Regions from separate parts of the Homo sapiens genome. Here regions 1 and 3 are each linked to region 2. Evidence: chromatin contacts called from ENCODE Hi-C or POLR2A ChIA-PET data. All regions are on one chromosome and are shown on one strand. The core of a region is the stretch at or near the end of the contact, and the rest is flanking DNA. Distances in the headings are between cores, read along the strand shown.

Region 1 (4,435 bases), core at 1,185-3,684, 350 kb after region 2:
ACTCCTTCTCGGTCTCATTTCTCTCTGACCTCTTGATGCTGGAGGATCCCCAGGCAGGGTCCTTGACCCTCTTCTCTTCACTGTCTGTACTTAAGCCCTTGATCACCCCATCCAGTCATAAGACTTTATTTAAATACCATGTGCTTACTCATGATGCCTCCAGCCTGTCTCCAGCTTTCCCTGAGCTCCAGGCTCCTATGTCCAGCAGCCTGTGTCATACTTCCCTTATGTGTTTAGCAGACACCTCAAACTTGGTATGTCCAATGCAGAGCTCTGCTGTCCCTCCCCCAAACCTTCTCCACTCACAGCCTTATTTCTCTCCATTGGTAACTCCAGCCTTCCCATCACAAGAGCCAAAACGCTTGGCATCATCCTTGACTCCCCTTTTTATCTCACGGCTCACAGCCAGTCCATCAGAAAATCTGTTAGCTACTTTTAAAAAACATCCAGGATTCAACCACGTCTCACCACCTGCATTCCTGCCATCTTGATCTGAGCCACCATCCTCTGTCCCCTGGATTACTGCAAAGCTTCCTCACTGGGTTCCTTGCTTCTATCTCACTGCCCTAGGTAGCCTGTTCTCACCACCACATCAGAGCAGTCAGGTTATGACACTCCTCTTCTCAAAATCCTGCAGTGGCTTGGAGAAAAAGCCAAAGATCACGTGGCCTAGAGGGCCCCGTATGTTTTGGCCTCTCATTACCTCCCAGACCTCCTCTTCTGCCACTCTCTCCATCGCTCACTCTGCCTCCTCCACTCTGGTTCCTCCAACACAGCAGGCTGCTCCCATGAACCAACTATTCTTTCTGTCTGGAACAACTGGGTAGTATGCTTTAGAGGCCACCAGCTGGGCCTTCCACTTTTAACTCACCAGAATACAAACACAGCTTTCTGAGAATGTCCTTAAAACCACCTCTACCCCAGCCCCAAAAGTAGCCATTTTCCACCAGTGATCCAAATGGAGAGATTCAATCAAAGCTCCTGGCAGCTGATTCCCCTGTGGGCTCACGGGTCCTCACAGGTCCTCAATGGACAGGTGAGCTGGAGGAGAAAGCCAGGTGTAAAAGCGCTGGCAGAAACACCATACCAGCAGGCAGGAGACAAAATTCTAGTCCAAGACCTGCTACTAACCTATTTTTGGCACCCCAGTTTTCTTTACTGTAAAAACAATATCTTGTATCAAAGTTTTGATAGGTGGATGGATGGGGTTGAACCAGAACCTTGGTTCTTAAACCAGCTGCTTGTTGAAAATGAAGATTTGTGGACCCCAGCCTAGATCTACCTAATCAATCTCTGTGCTGGTTCCTGGGAATCTCAATTTTAATGAGCTCCCCAGATGACTCTGATGGGCTGCCAGGTTTGAACACCATTGCTACAGGCAAATGCCCTCAGTCTCTCCCATGCCTGGCATTCCATGGCTCTGCGTCTGTGTGCTTTGATGTTCCAGGCTGTTAGTGCTAAGGTGGGATGTGATCCCACCACTAGAAGAAAACAAAACTCCGCTGACATCAAGGCGGGGGTTGGGGAAGTTATTCTCTTGTTTCACACCCGTCTATTTGACAATCAGATTGTTATATTCCAGGCCAGGTCATCAGGAAACATCATCTCCACACCTCTGTCCTTTAAGAGAGGATTCAGGAATTGTTGACCTCTTTTTTTTTTTTTTTTTTTTTGAGGCAGAGTCTCACTCTGTCACCCAGGCTAGAGTGCAGTGGCACATGTTGGCTCACTGCAACCTCCTCCTCCCAGGTTCAAGTGATTCTCATGCCTCAGCCTCCCGAGTAGCTGGGATTACAGGCGTGCACCATCACGCCCGGCTACTTTTTTCTATTTTTAATAGAGATGGGGTTTCTCCATGTTGACCAGGCTGGTCTCAAACTCCTGCCCTCAGGTGATCCACCCGCCTCAGCCTCCCAAAGTGCTGGGATTACAGGTGTGAAGAACCATGCCCGGCCTCTGTTGACCCCTTAAGTCCCCTTTATTTCACACAGTAAACTTTTCAGTGTATAAAGCTGAATAATGTGTTCCTCCTTCCTCCCTTGGCAGGGGAAGTTGTGGGTGCTAACAGAGGGTAGGGGAAGCATTGAAGGTTGTATCAAGTTCCTGCAAATTTTCCTACCCTGGTGCTCCTATCTCAACCCCCGCTCTGGTATCTAGCTCCCTCAGAGCAGAGAAGGGAATGAGCAGAGCTGAATCCCCACCACCACCCTCCCTGCTCCCCACTTCGACTCTCCACCACCCTAGGGCTGGGGGAAGCTCTTGATGAGATCATGTGCTGATCAAGGACAACCTTCATCTTCCTCTTACATGTCTGACCTTACATCTTCCCCTTCTTCAAGCAAGACCAAAGTGTCTGCTGATTGCTTTTGACTATCATGTACAGGAACTCTCTTCCCCAAATCCCCCTTTCTCACCCCTACAATGTGCTTTCAGAGCTAGAAGTGAAACCACTTCCTGTTCTTTAGATGAGGACATCAGCTGATCAGAGTGGGGCACTGACTTCTGGGCTTTGCAGAGATGCCAGCACTGAGCTTTCTTCTTGAAAGGGCTATGATCTCATGTAAGTTGAGTTGTTAATGGGAAAAGCTAAAGAGGCAACGTATTTTAGTGAAAAAGCATTCGCCTGGGAGTCAGAAGACTGGAGTTCCAGTCCAGACTCTGCCTGTCGCTAGTGTGTGACTTGAGGCAAGTCCTTTCCCCTTCTTGGGTCTCAGTTTTCTGTATCTGTAAAATAAGCAAGTCTGACAATTATATTTTAAGATTCCTTACAGTTCCGCAAAATTAAGGCATAGTCAGATTTTGGTCTATGTGGACTCTTTCTTGGACAGAATTATATTCAAATTTCTACCTTCTCTCAGTGTATTTTGTCCCGGGATTTATAGGCTACTGGCTGAGGAGGCAGAGAGCTCTCTCTGCAGCCTCTTCATGTGTTGCGATTCTTAACTCCTTGGCAGTTTCATTGGAGTTGGAGGAGAGGGAGAAATCAGGACACAGTAGGAGGGAATGAGCTTATCATAGGAAATGGAAGAGGAAATGATGATGGGAGGGGTTGCTCTCAAATCTCTCATCAGGCCGGGCGCAGTGGCTCACACCTGTAATCCCAGCACTTTGGGAGGCCGAGGCAGGCGAATCACTTGAGGTCAGGAGTTTGAGACCAGCCTGGCCAAAATGATGAAACCCCATCTCTACTAAAAATACAAAAATTAGCCAGGCATGGTAGCACATGCCTGTAATCCCAGCTACAAGGGAGGCTGAGGCAGGAGAATTGCTTGAACCCAAGGGGCGGAGGTTGCAGTGAGCTGAGATCACACCACTGCACTCCATCAAAGATTAGTCTTTCTCCTGGGAAAAACAATCCGAGTAAGAAGGTCATTCAAGATTAGCATGGAATGGGTTCTATAGAAACATTGGCTGATAAGAAAGCAATAAGGGGTATTGGGAAAAGCCCCATGCTTACAGTTAGATAATCTGGGTTTAAATTTTGCCTTTATGCTTCTAGTTTTATAGATCTTGGGAAATTACCCAACCACCCTAAGTCTCAGCTTCCTCATCTGTAAAACTGGCATAATAATACATGGCTTATTAGGAAGATGATGGATGTGAAAGTGCCTGGAACATAGTATAATAAGCTCAAACCTAAAAAAAAAAAAAGTCCCTACGCCTATAATTCTATTTTGTGTTGGAGAATGCCAGTTGATTCACATTTGAAGTTCTTGTCCTAAGCATTACTATCCACCTGCACTACCACTAAGAAAGAGCAGAGCTCAGCCGGGCATGGTGGCTCACGCCTGTAATCCCAGCACTTTGGGAAGCCGAGGCAGGTGGATCACCTGAAGTTGGGAGTTCGAGACCAGCCTGACCAACATGGAGAAACCCCATCTCTACTAAAAATACAAAATTAGCCGGGTGTGGTGGCGCATGCCAGTAATCCCAGCTACTCAGGAGGCTGAGGCAGGACAATCGCTTGAACCTGGAAGGCGGAGGTTGCAGTGAGCTGAGATTGCACCACTGCACTCCAGCCTGGGCAACAAGAGCGAAACTTCATCTCAAGAAAAAAAAAAAGAAAGAAAGAAAGAAAAAAAAAGAAAGACTAGAGCTCCTGCCAAACTCTAGCCCAGCCTTTGTCGTAGCACATTAAACTTATATTACCAATTGTACCTACTATCTCCTTTCCTAGACCTTTCAGATTCCAAGGATGGAGGCTGGTTGTTATTAATCTTTGTATCCCCAGTGCCTGGCCTCAAGTAGTTACCCCGCCCCCCCCCAAGAAAGGTTCTTAGCTACATGAGAAGCATATGGAATTTGCTATTTTTTAGTTTTTGTAACAACAATAAGAATAGTGAGAAACAGTCTCTTGTATTTCTATTTCATTTTGGCTTGCAAATAATTTTGCATGTATTAACTTAGTGTAATCCTAACCCGAAACCCATGAGCA
Region 2 (4,692 bases), core at 744-3,243:
TTTTAGATTGAGCCAAAATCTGATCCCTGAAGCTTTCAACCTGCAATCCTAGTTTTCATCCATAGGATATAGCTCTTTAGGTATTTAAAGATGCCTCCAGTTTGCTTCCATGCTGGCATTTCTACACTGAGCAATGCCTGTTTCTTTCATCCTTTCTCTCCTCATGTGTGGGCTCCCAGACTCCTCACCATCCTGGTGCCTCTCTTCGAGCTAATGGTCATTTCTCTCTCCCCACTGTCATAGCTGTATGTAGTCTGACCAGTGCAGACTACAGCTGGAGGATTATGTTCAGTTCTTTCATCTTTTTTCTCTGATCTATGCTGTTCTTAACTAAGCTCAGCTCTCCCTGTGGCCCAGCCCTGATATGGATGACTGGCTACCTTTCCCTAAGAGCCAACTCTCCAGTCAAAGGGCTAAAGAGTTCTCTTCCTCTTTGGGTAGTTAGACAGAAATGGATTCAAATTCTGCCACTTCCATATGTTAGCTCTAAGTCACATAATCTAACATGTATATCCTCAATTTTCTGTGAAACTAACATAACACCTAATCTGTGGGCATTAAAATGAGATAATATGTGAAAAATATGTAGCATATACAGTTAATTCTCATTATTTTCTGTAATTATACTCCATAAAAATACCTCAAACACTGAATTGCAAATATTGAATTATTGCTCTTAGATAAAATACTAGGTTAAGTTCCTGTAAGCCTCTGGTCACATTTTTGTCAACTGATCAATGCATAAACTTTTTTCATATGTGTTTCTCTTTAAAGACTCTTGAATATATGTTGTGGATTCATTAACATGGAGCTCAGGACCAGCAGCACTCTAACTGCTGCCTGAAGAAAGATGATCTAACAGGTATCTCAGTAAGGCACGTCGCAGCCTTCTCATGCTTAGGAACACTAGACAGCCCTTCAGCACTACATTTGGGGATGTTTTCAACAGTGAAATTACCAACGAAGAACAGTGCAATGCGGAAAGCATGACACTAAATGGGTTGAAAGGAGACTTGTTTACAGTATGGGAGCTGAAACAAGAAGGGGGAGCATTTGTTCGACCTTAGCTGGGAATATACTCATTGGATGACTCAAATTTTTCACTGCTCTGCTCATATCCATAAATGATCACAAGAGCACCACGATTAGTGATTTTGCGATTACAATGAAATTGGAGGGAGTGGGTGAATTTGCAAGTATGAAATCTATGTTATAATGAGGGTCACCAGTTCTTTACCACCATGGTTGTCATATTAGTACTGTTTCTGAGTAGTAAAGTACTGCTATTATCAGTTTTGTGTGTGTGTGTGTGTGTGTGTGTGTGTGTGTGTGTGTGTTTTAACTTGTCTAGCTTTTTAAATCCCTGTTTCTACCCCCTAGTTGTTTTCAGAAAAGCATTTCTGCATTTTTGGCAGATGCCTCATAATTGGGAAGAAATATATCAGAATGGTCCAACCCATCCTACTACCTTGAAAAAGAGCCATATTTTTGTTATCACGGGAGTTCAGCCTTTTCTTAGCTCTCCCATAAGCTTCTCCCTTGGTTCTAGCTCCCTTGGTTCTAGCTCCCAGCAATTTCCACAGCCAGCAGAATTGTCCCTAGAGTTCACGCAAGTCTCCCTTATTTTTGTCTCTCTTCTCTGAGGTTCCTCAGGAGACAGAGGGCAGCTAATCACTGAGCTTTGGGTGACCAGCTTCTGGCACACACAGGAGAGGAGAATCCCTCATGGGCGTGACTTCAGAGCAAGGGAAACTTTTCTGTCCACAGACACCTCACACCTTTACCTCTTCCTTCAAGCCTCAAACTTCAAAGTCAGGCAATTTTAGAACAGGAGAGGCTGGGGCTTCCCCATATACTGTAAAAACAGTGAGATTGGGGCTTACTAACCCCAGTTTACAGATGAGGAACTGGGGCTCAACGAGGCTAAACAACTTGTCTGAGGTCATTGGTTCCAAAGCTCTCATTCTTTCCACTGTACCGTGCAACTTCTGCTTCTCAACTTTCAAGACGGAACCATGGTAACTTGTCTATCATAGAATGAGCTATTTCTTTTTAAATAACTTTATTGAGATGTAATTCACATGTCGTAAATCCACCTGTTTAAAGCATACAATACAGTGGTTTTTAGTATCCTTACCGTTGTCTGTATGCAATCATGACCACAGGCAATTTTAAAACATATTCCTCACCTCAAAAAGAAACCCAGTACCCTTTAGGGATCACTGCCTTATCTATCTCCCCAGCCCCTCAGTCCTGAAGAACTACTTTCTGTAGATGTCCGAGTCTATTTTCTGTATGTATGTATTTGCCTATTCTGGACCTTTTATGTCAATGAAATGATAAAACACGTGGTCTTTTGTGACTGGCTGCTTTCACTTAGCAAAATGTTTTCAAGGTTCACAGATATTGTGGCCTATGTTGTTGCTTCATTTCTTTTTGTGACCAAATAATATTCCATTGTATGGAAATTCCACATTTTGTTTATCCATTTATCAGTAGATAGACATTTGTGCTGTTTTCACCTTTTGGCTATTTTGTTTTTTTTTTTTTTTAAACAGAGACAGGGTCCCACTCTTTTGCCCAGGCTGGAGTGCAGTGGCATGATCATGGCACCCTGCAGCCTTGAAATCCTGGCCTCAAGCAATCCTCCTGCCTTGGCCTCCCAAAGTGCTGGGATTACAGGTATGAGCCACTGTGCCCGGACTGTGTATAAGTTTTTATGTGGAGATGTATTTTCATTTATCTTGGGTATATACCTAGAAGTATAATTGCTGGGCACCTGAGCTATTTATTAAATGCTGGAAGCCTGCAGGGCCTTAAAGACAATACAGACCTAGGTCGAATTCTACCTCTCCCACTTTCTAGTTGCAGGATTTGGGCAAACATACTTCTCTTAGTCTTAGATTTCTCATATGTAAAATAGAGGTAGTTATAACTACTTTGCAGCGTTAGATGAGATAATAAGAGAAAAGTCCTTAGCCCGGTGAATGACCCAAAGGAGCAGGTCCTGAATAAAGGCAGCTGTTTTAAAATATGGAATCTCTGGAAGGAGGAGACCTAAGAGGAGTCCCTTGTGGTAAACAGATTGGGAACTAGAGGGCTGTTTGTTTCTCCAACCCCTCTCTGCGTTAATAATCAATGATTTTATGAGATCATTTCTGGGAGTAAGTGGAGGGGAGGAGGTTGGGGAGGGGAGGGGAGGGGAGGTAGTGGTAGGGAGTACAGGAGAGCCAGAGAGCTCTGTGCAGCTGAGGGGGGTAGCTGATTGCACAGAAAGGGGAAGTTAATCTCCTCACTCTATTTCTGCCAGGCCTGTGCTGCCCACTTGGTCTTATCTCACCTAAATGATCTCATTTCCTTTCACTTTGGTCCTGTTTCCCCAGCACCAGTGTGCCCCTTTGTGAGTCTCAGGACCCTGGTTGAGTGGTTCTGGAATTGATTAGCTTTCAGGGGAAATACTGCCAGCACTTTGCCTTCTGGGACACAGCAGGCAGAGATTTATTCCTATTGTTCATGCCCCCACCCCCCTGAACAGGCCACATTAGCCTGTCCATTGAACCGTGGGGCCAGAACAATGGTGGGGCCTGGCTGTAGTGCTGACCTCCACAATTTCTGGGTACACACTGGATGGTTTGCTTGAGCTCACAGTGAACCTGGTGACCCTGGCTAGGCTAGTACTCCAGGATCCAGCACTCAGGACAGAAAGATGAATCTTTAGACTGTTTCTGTGAGCAGGGGGAGAGGAAAGGATGAAAGAAGGGGGAAGAGGGTTACCTGCAAGTTAGTTATAAATTAGAACCACTCATAAGCTTTTGGGGCCTCCCTAAAGGCCAGAGGTGCTAGCAGTTGTGAGGGAGTCACATTTACCTGCCACACTCACTGTGTCTTGCAGCCACTTAGCAGCAGCTCATATTTGCACATACTATTTCAGAGTTTGTAAGGCTCTTTGACATACGATACCTCATTTGACCCTCACCATGATTATGTGAGAAACAGGAGATAATTATCATTATTCCCATCTTACTCATGAATAAATTGAATCACAGAAAAGGCTCTGTGACTTTCAGGTGGATTACAGACTTTCTAGACCCCCATATTTAAGACCAGCCTGTTGGTGTGATGGGGGTTCATGCCAAAAGTCTTCTCTGTGATGTGACAATTTCAAGAAAGCCATTTTCCTCACACAAGTTTAAGGCATGCTTTCAGTGGACCCTATGGTTTCAAGTAATGTTAGTGAAATACAAGTGGGAAGTGGAGTGCTAGAGTTGGGGGAAAGTGTGAATGTCTATGAGTATGCACCTGGAAGACAAATAGAAATGTATTTATCCAGAAAATGTGCCACATATACTCCATGGAATACTATGCAGCCATAAAAAAGAATGAGTTCATGTCCTTTGCAGGGACACGGATGCAGCCGGAAGCCATCATTCTCAGCAAACTAACACAGAAACAGAAAACCAAACACCACCTGTTCTCACTCATAAGTGGGAGTTGAACAATGAGAACACATGAACACATGGAGGGGAACATCACACACTGGGGCCTGTCGTGGAGTGGGGGGCAAGCAGAGGGAGAGCATTAGGATAAATACCTAATGCATATGAGGCCTAAAACCTAGATGACAGGTTGATGGGTGCAGCAAACCACCATGGCACATGTATACCTATGTAACAAATCTGCATGTTCTGCATA
Region 3 (4,755 bases), core at 1,587-4,086, 460 kb before region 2:
TTGATTATTTTACAGGTGAAGAGGCTGAAGCTCAGAGGAATCAAATGATTTTCGAAAGACCACACAGCTAGAAAGTGACAAAACCAAAATTCAAATCTAGTTTCCCAGGCCCACCCTTTTCTTTTCTAGCATGCTGCTACTCCTGGTTGGAAAGAAGGGCTTTAAGGCACAGTTATTTACCTAGGCCTCTTAGTTTTCTAAAACATATAAATAAATAAATAAATAAATAAATAAATAAATAAATAAATAAATAAAACTCTGTCAAGTTATCTAACTGAGAAGCAGAGAAAAACTGCACCCCGTGATGCCAAGGGGTAGCTTCTGCAAATCTGCACCTCTGTTTAGTTTTGCTTCCAGCTTCTCTGGCCACCATTATGTCTTCCATCTCGCTAACACGCTTGAGAGAACAGGACAAGACATGCTTGACTTTTTTGTTTAGAATGAAAGACGTACAGGTGACCCTATGCCAAAAACGGGAAATCTTAACTCCATCGGGTCATTCTGGCCACTTAAGAACCAGACTGGATGTTTCTGAGAGTGAACTATCAAAGCATGTGCTCAGCCCAAGGGCCACCAAACAGGGCCCACCAGCAGTGTGCCCTCGAATTAGATTCCTTTAAGAACTTGTTATTTCAACTCCCCATGCAGGTGTTTATCGAGTACCTGCAAAGGCAGCCCCCACCCGAAGCTAAACGCACTAGGGACACAAACACTCAAGTCAGAGTTGCAGCCCACAGCTATGGCCAGGAGACAGAGGAGGGGAGTGATGGGAGGGAGCGGGGAACAGCTGTCCTCTGTCACAGGATCTAGCTGCCGTCAATCCAGGAAGAACTGCACGGGACAGGCAGTGTTAGGCAAGTTAGTAAACAGTTTGCCTCATAAACACTGACCAGCAGTGGAAAATATCTGACCTAGATAGATAGTGGACTGTGAGCACCTTAGGGGCAAGGACCACGTCTAATTTGCTTTTCTGTTCTCAAAAAAGTAGGCCTCAAATATTTGTTGTTGTTGTTTTTGAGACAGAGTCTCACTCTGTTGCCCAAGCTAGCGTACAGTGGTGAGATCTCAGCTCACTGCAACCTCTGCCTCCCAGGTTCAAGCGATTCTCCTGCCTCAGCCTCCGAGTAGCTGAGATTATGGGTGCCCGCCACCACATGCAGCTAATTTTTTTTGTATTTTTAGTAGAGACGGGGTTTCACCATGTTGGCCAGGCTGGTCTTGAACTCCTGACCTCAGATGATCCACCCGCCTTGGCCTCCCAAAGTGCTGGGATTACAGGCGGGAGCCACCGCGCCCGGCCATGTTTTATTTATTTATTTATTTATTTTTTAAGGTCATGATTGTATTAGTCCATTCTCACACTTCTGTGTGAGAACTGCCGGAGACTGGGTAATTTATAAAGGAAAGAGTTTTAATTGACTTGCAGTTCCACATGGCTTGGGAGGCCTCAGGAAACTTACAATCATGGTGCAAGGCAAAGGGGAAGCAAGGCACCTTCCTCACAAGGCAGCAGGAGGAAGTACCAAACACTTAAAATACCATCAGATCTTGTGAGAACTCACTCACTATCATGAGAACAGCATGGGGGAAACAGCCCCCATGATTCAATTCCCTCCACCTGGTCTCTCCCTTGACATATGGGGATTACAATTCAAGATGAGATTCTGGGTGGGACACAGCCAAACCATATCAATGGTCATGTACTACATTTAGAATTTTGGAAGGTATTTATGGCGGGATACTGAAACTGTTTTCACGTACCACAGCAGAGTCTGAAGGGCTCAGTTTGAAGAACTGGATTCCCAACCTCAGGATCGATTTGGCCATATGGGAGGTCAGCTGGAGATGAGGGAGACTGAAAATTGGAGATAACCCCAGAGATGACGGGCAGGTTACCCTCTGTCCTCAGATGGGAGGGGAGGTGGCTGGGGAAAGGATTCCAACTCTGAGTTCTATTGTGGGAAGGTGAGCAGAGTCAAGCTCTGTGGCTCAGTGGAACTTATTCCTGCCCACAAGCTCAACATCTCCACCTCTGCCCCCAGCAGTGGAGTTATGACAGCAAAGGAGACAAGGTGAATAGGGATCACCCCAGAGGATCAGTATGGGATGAGGCCAGCCGGTGAATCACCCACGCTCCCAAGGAACCCACGCCACAGGAACACACACCTCCAGGTGAGACTCGGAGAGGCCAGAGGAGATAAACCCTTGGGAGAGTGAGTGAAATGGCCTGTATCAGTCCATCCAGGGAGGAACCAGAGACACCCTTTGACTCAATGTGTGGAAAGAACCAGCAAGTCTGACATAAAAAGTGTATCAAATAAGAGGTCATTTAGTATCAGGAGCCAAAGCCTCCCTGATCCCCAGTGTGAGTTAGGAACCCTTCCCTGTGCTCCCACAGCACCCTGTACAGACCCCAAGACAGCGCCCCTCACAGTTTCTATGTCCGTTTCCTCTATTAGGGCATGACCTTTCAGAGAATTAGCAACCATCCTAGCCTTCTCTGAAGCCCAGGCACCTACCACACCGCTAGGCCCAGGTTAGGTCCTAAGAAATGCCTTTTGTATGCCCTGAACAAATGAATCATGAATGAGGCATCTCTGGGAGAACCACACTCCACCCAAGGGAAAATAAATACCTGGCCTGGCTGAAAAGTCAAATCACAGCAAGTCCAAAAGAAGGCAACTAGCCAGGTGCTATCTGTCTCTCCCACATCATAAAAGAAATGCTTCAGTGGAAAAATCCTGACCACATGAGAAAAAGAAAAAAGTCAGTTAGCTACCACCAAGCACAAAGGGTAGAAGCCTGGCAAGCTGATTCACGCCAATACTGTGAAACCCGGCCCAGCGGTCTGCAGACAGCCTGGAAGCAGGGGTGGAGGAGGTGGGGAGGCGGACAAGCATGAGAGGGAGTGAGGAGAACTTACTGGAACAAGCATCTAGGTCAGCTGCTCCTGGGTAATGCCAGAAGCTGGTTTATATCCTTTTTTTTTTTCTTTTTTGAGATGAAGTTTTGCTCTTGTTGACCAGGCCGGAGCGCAATGGTACGATCTCGGCTCACTGCAACCTCTGCCTCCCGGGTTCAAGCGATTCTCCTGCTTTCTACCTCCTGCTTTATTTTCTTTATTGAAATTTTTTAGAGGAAATCAAAAAAAAAAAAAAAAAGAACATCCTGTAGGAAGGGATTGGTCTAAGAGGGAGGGATGGGAGAAGGCGGCTGGGGTTGAGGTGAGGTAGAGAACTCTCCTCAGCCCCAGCCAAGGAATTCTTCACACCAAGTAGCTACCCACAGATGACTGAATATAGTCATCAAGTCTATCAATAGTCTATGCCTATCATCACAAATATTAACACCATGGACTGAACATGAACACATGCTAGTGCTGTGCTGCTGGGCAGTTTCTCTCGCTCTAATGATCATTAAGAATCTGGCAGGTGGAAATGAGTCACCTGCATTCAATAGATAGAGATGAGAAGCTTTAGGCCAAGCTTGGTGGCTCACACCTGTAATCCCAGCAATTTGGGAGGCCAAGGCGGGCAGATCACTTGAGGTCAGGAGTTCGAGACCAGCCTGGCCAATATGGTGAAACCCTGTCTCTACTGAAAATACAAAAATTAGCCAGGCATGGTGGAATGTGCCTGTAATCCCAGCCACTGGGGAGGCCAAGGCAGGAGAATCGCTTGAACCTGGGAAGCACAGGTTGCAGTGAGCTAAGATCGCACCACTGCACTCCAGCCAGGGCGACAGAGCAAGACGCAGTCAAGAACTAAGCCACTTGCCCAAGGTCATGGAGCTGGTACAGAGCTAGGATTCAAACCAACTCATCTAACTCCAAAGCTTGTGGCTACAGCACCCAGAGGAAAGACTGCCCCTACAGATAAGGGTGGATAAGGAAGGGTTCCTGTGAAGTAAGAGTGTTGACCGGGACCTTGCTGGAGCAGTGCTGGAAGGACATCCAGGAGGTCCACAGGGTCCCTGAGATCCCTTGGGAGAAGACATGCAAAATCAAATGCCCTCAGTTATTCTGCTATTTTTCAAATAGTAAATGCTACCTGGTGGGCACCTTGGAATACTAATTATCTTACATAAACTCAAATTGATATGTTCTCTATGCTGACAGCAAGTCAAATACACAAAGCTTTTAATCATTAGCTTTGCATCCAAAGCTCAAGCTTTCTGCCAGCTCCCACTAGCCTGCCAACAATGTTATCCAGGTTCCCTCGAACATGGTGCATAGGGCTTCATGCTCTGTGAGGTCTAGCAACACACCATCACAGCTAGAAAAGATCTTAGTGGACATCAGCCCAATCCTCTATCTGATGAATAAAAATCCCCCACTCAGTAGCAACAAAAAGTGGCCAGCCAGCATCTACTTCCACATCTGTAATAATGACAACCCTTCTTTCAAGACAGCCTGTCTGCAGAGAGCAAAATATTAATTAAGAAATGTTTTTATACGTTGGACTGAACTCTTCCCCATTCCCCTAAGTATCCATTTCCTGGTTCTAACAAACGTCTGTTCTTTTTTCCAAAAAACAACCTTTTAAGACTATGGCACTCTTCTAAACCTTCTCTTTTTCAAGCTAAATAGTCTCAGTCTTTGAATCATTCTTTAGATAATATGGTTTCTGAATCTCCTAACTTTTCTGTTTATTGTCCTCTGGGCCTATTTCCATTTGCCCCCCTCACTCTTAAAAGAATGACAATAAGCTCAGTTCCAGGTGTGACCCAATTACTGTAAAACAAGAGGAATGACTA

The links. Hi-C counts contacts between places; a loop is a spot of excess contacts on that map. ChIA-PET counts read pairs that join two places held with the same protein, here RNA polymerase II (POLR2A). Pooled maps may share reads with other maps.
Region 1: a pooled map shows a loop between it and region 2 (4-fold over the local background). The contact joins two enhancer-like sites. A Hi-C loop is called at or near these places in 4 of 50 pooled maps. POLR2A ChIA-PET finds 5 or more read pairs at or near these places in 2 of 52 experiments (OCI-LY7 and WTC11).
Region 3: a loop to region 2 is called in a pooled map, with 7 times the contacts of the local background. The contact joins two enhancer-like sites. A Hi-C loop is called at or near these places in 1 of 37 single-sample maps with no recorded cell type and 3 of 50 pooled maps.

What each region holds. Positions count from the first base shown.
Region 1 is chr3:186,183,335-186,187,769 of GRCh38, reverse strand. All of the region lies in intron 22 of DGKG (diacylglycerol kinase gamma), which reads left to right. Among named protein-coding and RNA genes, the nearest start is that of ETV5, 76 kb to the right of the region's middle. Within about 2 kb of position 2,434, at least 5 of the 41 ENCODE cell types and tissues checked have a DNase peak (open chromatin) inside an H3K27ac peak, as active enhancers do.
Region 2 is chr3:186,531,557-186,536,248 of GRCh38, reverse strand. No RefSeq gene overlaps it. Among named protein-coding and RNA genes, the nearest start is that of CRYGS, 10 kb to the left of the region's middle. RefSeq lists an enhancer at 2,118-2,187 and a silencer at 3,154-3,213. Within about 2 kb of position 1,993, at least 2 of the 41 ENCODE cell types and tissues checked have a DNase peak (open chromatin) inside an H3K27ac peak, as active enhancers do.
Region 3 is chr3:186,989,057-186,993,811 of GRCh38, reverse strand. All of the region lies in intron 2 of ST6GAL1 (ST6 beta-galactoside alpha-2,6-sialyltransferase 1), which reads right to left. LOC124906314 (a long non-coding RNA gene) reads left to right here. Exons shown (of 3, transcript XR_007096208.1): 1 at 1-2,172. Among named protein-coding and RNA genes, the nearest start is that of ST6GAL1, 61 kb to the right of the region's middle. RefSeq lists a silencer at 2,677-2,971. Within about 2 kb of position 2,836, at least 11 of the 41 ENCODE cell types and tissues checked have a DNase peak (open chromatin) inside an H3K27ac peak, as active enhancers do.